Regions from separate parts of the Homo sapiens genome. Here region 2 is linked to region 1. A link is a contact called in ENCODE Hi-C data. All regions are on one chromosome and are shown on one strand. Each heading gives the region's core, a stretch centred on a gene start or an enhancer-like site at or near the end of the contact. The rest is flanking DNA. Distances are from core to core; before and after follow the strand shown.

The links. A loop is a pair of places that touch in the nucleus more often than their neighbours do. Pooled maps may share reads with other maps.
Region 2: a pooled map shows a loop between it and region 1 (16-fold over the local background). The contact joins the promoter of HECTD2 here to the promoter of MARCHF5 in region 1. A Hi-C loop is called at or near these places in 14 of 50 pooled maps.

Annotation. Positions count from the first base shown.
Region 1 is chr10:92,289,525-92,293,764 of GRCh38, reverse strand. It overlaps MARCHF5 (membrane associated ring-CH-type finger 5), which reads right to left and starts at 2,598. Exons shown (of 6, transcript NM_017824.5): 1 at 2,236-2,598. The coding sequence starts at 2,270. CPEB3 (cytoplasmic polyadenylation element binding protein 3) reads left to right here and starts at 2,687. Exons shown (of 10, transcript NM_014912.5): 1 at 2,687-2,839. RefSeq lists enhancers at 1,658-2,236, 3,184-3,393 and a silencer at 2,374-2,623.
Region 2 is chr10:91,408,516-91,412,523 of GRCh38, reverse strand. HECTD2 (HECT domain E3 ubiquitin protein ligase 2) reads right to left here and starts at 2,180. Exons shown (of 21, transcript NM_182765.6): 1 at 1,948-2,180. The coding sequence starts at 2,085. All of the region lies in intron 3 of HECTD2-AS1 (HECTD2 antisense RNA 1), which reads left to right. RefSeq lists a silencer at 1,824-2,413 and an enhancer at 2,564-2,773.

The sequences.
Region 1 (4,240 bases), core at 1,349-3,848:
TGTCACTCAGGCTGGAGTACAATGGTGCGATCTCAGCTCACTGCAACCTCCGTCTCCCAGGTTCAAGCAATTCTCATGCCTCAGCCTCCCGAGAGTTGGAACTACAGGCCCACGCCACTACGCCTGCCTAATTTTTGTATTTTTTTTTTTTTTTTTAGTAGAGACAGGGTTTCACCATGTTGGCTAGGCTGGTCTCAAAGGCCTGAGCTCTAGTGATCTGCCTGCCTTGGCCTCCCAAAGTGCTGGGATTACAAGGGTGAGCCACCGTGCCCAGGCTCACTCTTTGGCTTCTTACTTTTATGGAAATATCCAAAGAGCATATGAAAAGTTAGGTCAGCTTTTGGACATAAGAACTTTTCTAGGCTGGGCACGATGGCTCATGCCTGACAATCCAGCACTTTGGGAGGCTAGGCGGGAGGATCACTTGAGCCCAGGAGTTTGAGACCAGCACAGGCAACATGGCAAAACTCTGGCTCTATAAAAATACAAAAAATTAGCTGGGCATGGTGGTATGTGTTGTGGTCCCAGCTACTAGGGAGGCTGAGGTAGGAGGATCACCTGAGCCTGGGAGGCGGGGGTTGCAGTGAGTTGAGATCATGCCAATGCCACTGCCACTGCCACTGCATTCCAGTCTGGGCAACAGAGACCCTGTCTCAAAAAAAGAAGAAAAAAAGTCACTATGTAAAAATGAAAAGCAGGAGGCCCTCAAAGGAAAAAAATTAACTACAAAATACCCCACATCAGAACAGGGTCTCAACAGAATAGAACTGGCAGTGGCAGGTGGTTTCCTCTGGGCATATTTTAATTTGCCACAATTTGCCAATTTACAATGAAAGGAAAACCTGGTAAATTATCAGACCCCCTAGACAACTGGGGAAACTGACAAATAAGTTTGTGCATTAGTTCATACAACAAATACTTACTGATTACCTACTGAGTACCAGGCTCTGTTCTGGGATTCAAGATAAACAATAGTAAGTTTCTGCTTCCAAGAGCTTATAAACCACACACATATCACACACATATATATATAAAGCAGTCAATACAATTGTCAGGATGTTGACCTGAAACAAGGGCTGGATGAATCACCAGTTATCTCAACTGAAAAAAATCAGTGACATAATTCCTATTAACTGAGATGGCTCAAAATTCTAAGCTCCAAAAAAATGTCTGTCACTCTGGAAGGATGTGTACCCTTGGGTCATTTGTGTTCTGGGTGTGGCAGGCCCAAAAGCATTTAACTGGGTATAAACTCAATTAAGGGAGGGCCTTCATTTAACACCTTACAGTTGGAATTTTACTGAGTACAAAGAGTTGGTACCACCTGCTGAAATGGGTGGCAAGTGGTGTCTATTGAGAATTGTAAGCAACCACAAACATCATGAATTAGCTTGTACAACTTGCTATGCCAGGAAGTAAGACTTGGCTCGGGGGAAATGTGGATCTAGAGTCTCCAAAAACTCATGGTAGGACCCACGGACCAGAATTTCAACAGCAGAGGGCGGTGCACCCGACTTCACAAAGAGTTTTACCGACTGGGGCCCCCCAAGAATGGGCAACTGGACTCCTGTACGAGCTGAAACGTCTTCAATGAACTCAACGATCGTCAAGTACACTAAATGTTCAGCGTTGGACTCATTTGGCTGTTTTCCATAACCTCTACTCTGGTCTGACCGTTAAATCTCCCTTGCGGATACTCTGACCTTACAGTTCGGAGGTGGGGACGGGATGGGGCGGGGGGGACGGGGGGTGCGGGTTCAGGGAAAGTGGGAGAATGAAATCAGCCTATCAGGCTTTCCAAAAGAATGCTTATCATTGGTTCTCAGACAGAGACTTAAAATTATAAGGGGGTCATTCCCCTGAAAGATAACCCGGTTCTTGCCAGTGACATCGCTGACAAACACTTCACAAGTTGGGGAGGGGGAAGGGGGAGGGGAAGAGGGTAAGGAAAACTAATTTTGTGGATTAACAGGAGTCCCTCTCAGGTCAAAACGGGGTTCCAAGGAAACCAGACGCCACTCCTTAGCTAAGTTTCACCCAAAGTCTACGACCCAGGCCGCTCGCTCTGTCCTCCCCCAGGTCTAGACTCCAAACTTTTTGCCCCTCTCACGGCCCCCTGGCCGTGGAACTCCTCCCGGCACGCCGGGTTCTGCTCACCAAGAGCCTCGAGGGCGGGCGCGGGCAGGGCCAGAGCGAGGGTCGGCGGCTCCCGGTCCCCCCCACAGCTGCCCGTACCTGTCCAGCATCTGCTGTAGGGCTTGGTCCGGCATCTTCCGCGGAGCCGGCGCACACGGCCTTCCCCAGTGGACCCGCTCAAGGCCAGGCCCAGGGACAATAGCACTGAGAGGCGGCGGAGTAGGCCGCAGTCCGGCGGCAGCCGCGAACCCGTCACCCAGCTTCCCGGGGCAGCTCCGCTAGCCTGGCGGCGGCGGTGCAGGGCCTGCGGGAGTCCGGCGGAGGCGGCGGAGAGCGAGGAGGAGGAGCCTGAGGCGGGGAGGCGGCGATCGCGGCCCGGGTTCCCGTCCGTCGGCCCGAGGTTCCGGTCCATGGACCGCGGGCGCCGAGTTGCTGCCGGCGGAGGAGCTACCTTTGTGAGGTAAGAGTCGCCGCCTCCGTGCGCGCCAGGGTTACGACGCAGGGCGGCCCAGAGCAGCCTGGGAGATGTAGTCTTCGGACCGTCTCCACTAGAGGCTGCACAGCCCGCCCGGACCAACGCCTCCGCGCCTGCCGCCGTCTGGCCGGCGCCCTCCCGTTTCCTTCCTCCAGGGGGAAAAAATGTCTTTCGGGCCGCTTTCCAGGAAGCAGCAGGATGCGCCGCTCCACTGTCGGTAGCAACAAGGTCAGCCCTCCCTGCCTGTTTGTTTTTGCCTCCGCTCTTGCCCTCAGGTGGGACCGAGCCAGGTGAGGGGAGGGGGCTGAAGGGCCATTTCTTATCAGGGTCCCCGGCCCCGGCCGTGGCGTCGGGGCGGTCAGTGGCGGCAGTGGGGGTGGCAGAAACTCCTTCCGAAGCCCCCGGCGCTGGAGCCAGCCTCTCCTGCGGCAGAGCCCATTTTGGGGGAATTACACCACCTCCGCGAGGGGTCGGTTGGTTTGGTGCGTGAGGTTCTTCTTGAGGGGGCGGGCAAATAGGGACTGCCTGGACCAGACAGCTTCCACCCGAGTCTCTCTGTGTGTTTGGGGCTGGGGAGTTGGGGGAAGGAAAGATGATTCTCTCCCTCTCCAGGAACCTTCTCAAATGTGCCTGGGCTTTCCAGGGCTCGCCGACAGTCTCCAAATGGAACACGTTGGTGAATAAACAGCTCTTGCTTACTCAGCTGTGGGTTGTCAGGGATGTTTGTTTCTCTCTCTGCTGCTGGTCACTGTTAACCGTTTCTAGTCGCGTTGACACCTTCAAGCAGGTGGATTGGGAGTGGCGGGGGTGGGGAATCAAAAAGGAGAAATCATCAGTCACTCCTTGGGTCAGCTTCTGACGTTCGAGGGATAGCTTTGGCGGGAGGAAAGAGCTGTCGGCTCAAACGAATGCGTTTTTTGGACGACCTGTGGCGTTTTCTCTAGGGCTGTGATTGGTAGGACGCTGGTAGTTTTCCCTTGATTATGTCTAATATCTGCTACAAGGTGTTTGATTTTTTAAAAAATGAAAATGTGTTTTTAAAGCTCTTTTTATATGTAGAATTTTACAATCAACTTTTCATTATCTGTTCAAAATTTGCGAAGTATATTTGAACTAGAGTGTTCATTGCTGGGAAAAAACAACAAACCCAAAAAATGTGACCAGAAGCTTACTTGGCCTCCAATTTTTGAAATATGTTTTTGAGAAACAGCACCCACCCCCCCCCACCACACACATACACACACACTCCTCCTAGGGAAAGAAAATGAGTATTTAGTTTAATCGGGGTGTCTAATATTTTATATATATTTGTATTATATATAATATATATGTATTATATAATATATAATACATTTATAATATATAATACATATATACATTTATAATATATAATACATATATATATATATATATATATATATTTTTTTTTTTTTTTGGTAGAGACGCGGTCTCGCCATGTTGCCCAGGCTGGTCTTGCAACTCCTGGGCTCAAGCGAGCCACCCGCATTGGTCTCCCAAAGTGTTGGGATTACAGATGTGAGTCACCGCATGTGACCAGTGTCTAATATTTTATTTAATTAATTCATTTATTTAATTAATTCATTGATTTTGAGAGATGGAGTCTTGCTC
Region 2 (4,008 bases), core at 931-3,430, 880 kb after region 1:
GAGATCAGGCTACTGCACTTCAGCCTGGCGACAGAGCAAGACTCCGTCTCAAAAAGAAAAAAAAAAAACCCTCAAGTTTTGTATATTTATCCTTATCCTCTTCTATTCCAACTCATACCTTTTCAAAGTTTAATTCAAGATTTAAATTTTTTTCTTGAATATATTCTTCTCTTTGTCTAGTAGTACAAGTCCATAATCCTCTATTTACAATTTCAAAGTCCTATAAATTCTTGAAACTGAAGTGTCTTTGCAACTCATTTGGTGGCAAAAACATGCACCTAATCTGAAATGACATGACGCTACTGACTTTTTCCCTTTAGCATGAACACATAATTTCATTACAGTTATTAAGATGGTTGATTAGAGAGAACTGGCTAGGACCTTACTGTGGGTATTAAATAATATATGATATATGTACCGAATTACCTTTCTAAAATCTGAAAAACTTGAAATCCCAAAGCAGACTGTAGACTTGTATCCACACTTGCAAATTCCAAAACGGCAATTTTTCAGTTATGAGATGAATAGGTTTTTGGGAGAGCGTTTGCTTGAGGACCTAAACCCACTCATTTAACTGTTTCTATAAGTACATACATTTACTGTTTTAAACAACCAACTTAGAAATGAACTGCTGGAATTCTGTGAGTTAAAGACTTCCTATATAAAATCTGAAAACCTAGGGTACCAGCAGCAGGAACCAGGTCTCCAAGCAGCTGGGTGACAAATTCCTTCAAAGCATTTTCTAGGGTAATCCCTAACCCCAGCTCCAATCTACCAATCAATTGTAGCTACGCTTTTAAACGTGTATCATTACTGTTCGCAATTTGCTGCATTGATTTAAAGAGCTTGTTTTAACAATTTCCAGTTATCAGGGCCCTCAGACATTTTTGAAAAACCTACCGAATCCGAAAATTATTCCTAACACCAATACAGTACTTAACGAAGAGTGAGCTATTTTAGTAAGTTCTTAGTCATTTAAGAGGGAGGTTTTAAGAAATGAACCGCAAGTAGGAATAAAGAAAATGTATAATGTTCACTAAACTTTTACTATTTTGTCACACACAGCTGCATGACAAGTCATGATCTTTAAATATATCAAAGCAAACTTTCAAAAAGTACTTAAATATTATGTCAAAATAAAAAATTGCAAAATCCGAGGTTTTTTTTTAAATTGTGCTTCAAATTAACCAGTCACAACCACCAGTAAAAATAGGGAAAGAGGGGGAGGGGGCTGTCCCATGACATCATCTGGCAATATGTAGTTTGAAGCCTGACAGCGCTCTCCAAATAACCCTTACGAAGATACAGCTGGGAAATCATCCCTGTCAAGCTTAGATAACTTGGGTTTAAATAAAAGGTTCAAAAAGCCTCCCCCCACCTGAGTCACATGTCTGTACCATATGAAAAATAAAACCATCACTGATGCATCTACCTCCCACTACACTGACAGCAACGGAAAGGTCACAATTAAGTGGAAACTCGCCGCAGAGCCTGTTTAATCTGAAGGGGGAAGGGAAAGAAAAGCGAAGAAAAGGACAAAAATCTGCGCGCCTCCAAGGCAGGCAGGCAGGCAGGCACCTCCGTGGAAAACCCACTCCCGCCTGCTGACACCTATGCTCATCCAACAGATCATGCCGACTCAAGATGCAGGTCATTCTCTTAGAGAAAGTGGGGGCCCAAGCCCCAGAAAATAACCCAAACATCCAGCGGAACCGACCACCCCCAACATTTCCCGAGGGTGGTAGGTGTACCTCGCGAAGTGTTCGGGGCTGTCCACGAGGCACAACTCTTTTATTTCTGCCCAAGGAAGGGCGGCCTGAGTGCGTCTCCCTGGAGTGCCAGGGCGTGCCCAGGGTAAACGCAGGCCTCCTGACGGCCCTCGCCCGGCCGCCGTCCCTCCCAACTCCCGCCGTCCGGGGCGCCAGACGGCCCCGGCCCACCACCTACCGCGGTCGCGCCGGCGCCCGCCGATACGATGGGCGGCAGCTTCTCGCGCTCTGACTCCTTCCCTTTCCTCTCCTCAGGCGCGGGCGCCGCCACCACCAGCGGAGTGGCGGGCGAGGGTACCCGAACCGCCTCACTCATGTCGGGCCGGGCGGCGGGAGCGCCAGGCGGCGGCGGCGGCCTCAGTGTTGCTGGGGCTGGCGCTGCTGCTGCCGCCGCGGCCGCGAGAGGGCTCTGGGCTGCCGCTTCTAGCCGCCGCTGCCGCCGCCACTCCGCCCCCGCCCGCGCCCGCGCCTTTGCGCGCGAGCCCGAGGCCGCCCCCGCGCGCGCCAGCCCCGCGGACGCGGCTCCCCACAGGTCCCACAGGTTTCTTGCTCTCGCCTCCCCCGCCCGCCCGGGGCTCGCGCGTCGCGGGTCGGGAGCGCCGGCGGTAGTCCCCCTCGTCAACCCCGAGGGCCCGGAGAGAAGGCGCCACGGTCGACGCCCGACCGCCATATTGTTTGCAGAGTGTCGCCCGAGATGACGAGGAGACCCCGCACCCGGGCCGCGCAGGAGAACCTGGACTAAGGACGGGCAGTCGGGGAGACAAGTCGAGCCCTGCAAAGGGTCGGACGGGGATAGAGTGTCCGAGTGGTACCAGTAGGGCAGGACGTAGGCACAGACTACCCTTCACGGACGGCCCTGGCCTGCGGCGCCGAGTCCCGCGGGCAAGCGCCCTCGGGGTCTGGGCTGGTGGCCTTTCGCCTTCTTCCAGGCGCCCACAAAGCTGTCCGCCTTGGGGCTTCTGCCTTCTTATCCTTGCCCGCCCTCCTGAGCCCAGGAGAGGCGGCCCGGAGCTTGCGCAGCCCGGGGAGACAGCCTTCCTGGCTCAGCAACCGACTCTTTTGTACACGCCTGGATGGCTTCAGCCTACACAGGAAAAGCCTGGAGGTGGGGAGGAGTGCGACGTGGTGGGCCCCCCCTTTCCCCTTCCCCCATAGGATTGGACGGCCAGTCCACACTTTCCATTCCTGTTCCTCTCGTCCCTCTTTGACTGCCAAATCCGCCTCTCCCTTCCCGTCCCCACGCGCCTACGTTTTGCTCTCTCCCCGCAACCCTTTGCTGTCTCCTATCCGTCCCTTCCTTGTTCCTTTCCGTTTATGTTAGAGATGTACATACCCAAACTCTGCTGCACAGTCCTCAATCAAATCATTACAAATAGGAGTAAAAACTTGAAAGCCGAAGAAGAGAGCTTTTAATTATGAAATTAAAATACCCCCCACCTCCACCACCAGGACACCTAGACAATTTCCTTTCCTTTCTTGTCGCCCCCTCCTTTTCCTTTTTCTCAGTCTACTGGAGCGGCGGGGACACCTGCTGATCTAGGAGAAAAGAGAGTAAGAATGCGCTGTATCGCCTGTTAAAAGCAAGGAATTTCGATATTCAGCTCTATCAGATTTTTTATCTGTGCCTTCATTATTTTATTGGAGGTTGAGTGAATTTTTAGATCAAGAGTACCTAAGTCCAAATATAAGAACCAAAAATATCTCTGAAACAAACCCAAATATGATTTCGGGGTATCTATTGTTTACATAATTTGGAGTTATTAGTATAACTAAATACTAGTTATGGTGCATCATGAGATAAGGTTGCATGTTTTCAAACCCACAATTTGTAACAAGTAGATCTGAAGCAAACAATGTTGCCTTCTAAATTTTGAATTCTGACTTTCATTTATAGAAAGGCTTTCTACTTTAATATAGTTGCTGTTGCCACCTATTTACTTGTTAATTAACAAAAGGTATAGAATAAGTGCCATATAGTCAGCAAAAAGTATTTCAGTGCTAATAGCCTTGGAGGGAAAATGATGTATGTCGGCATTACTTTGAAGCATCCTCCTCCTTTCTATTAATATTTTTCTAAATTCTTTTTCAGGATTTTCTTTCCTTAAAACTACTGAAATACTCATCCCATAGAGAGGAACATAACATTATTTTCTGCTTTTAGCAGGTCTGTATGCTGATCATGGATACAGGAACAACTCAAATGTTATTTTATAAAATGAAGCCTTTATTTTAGCTGCAA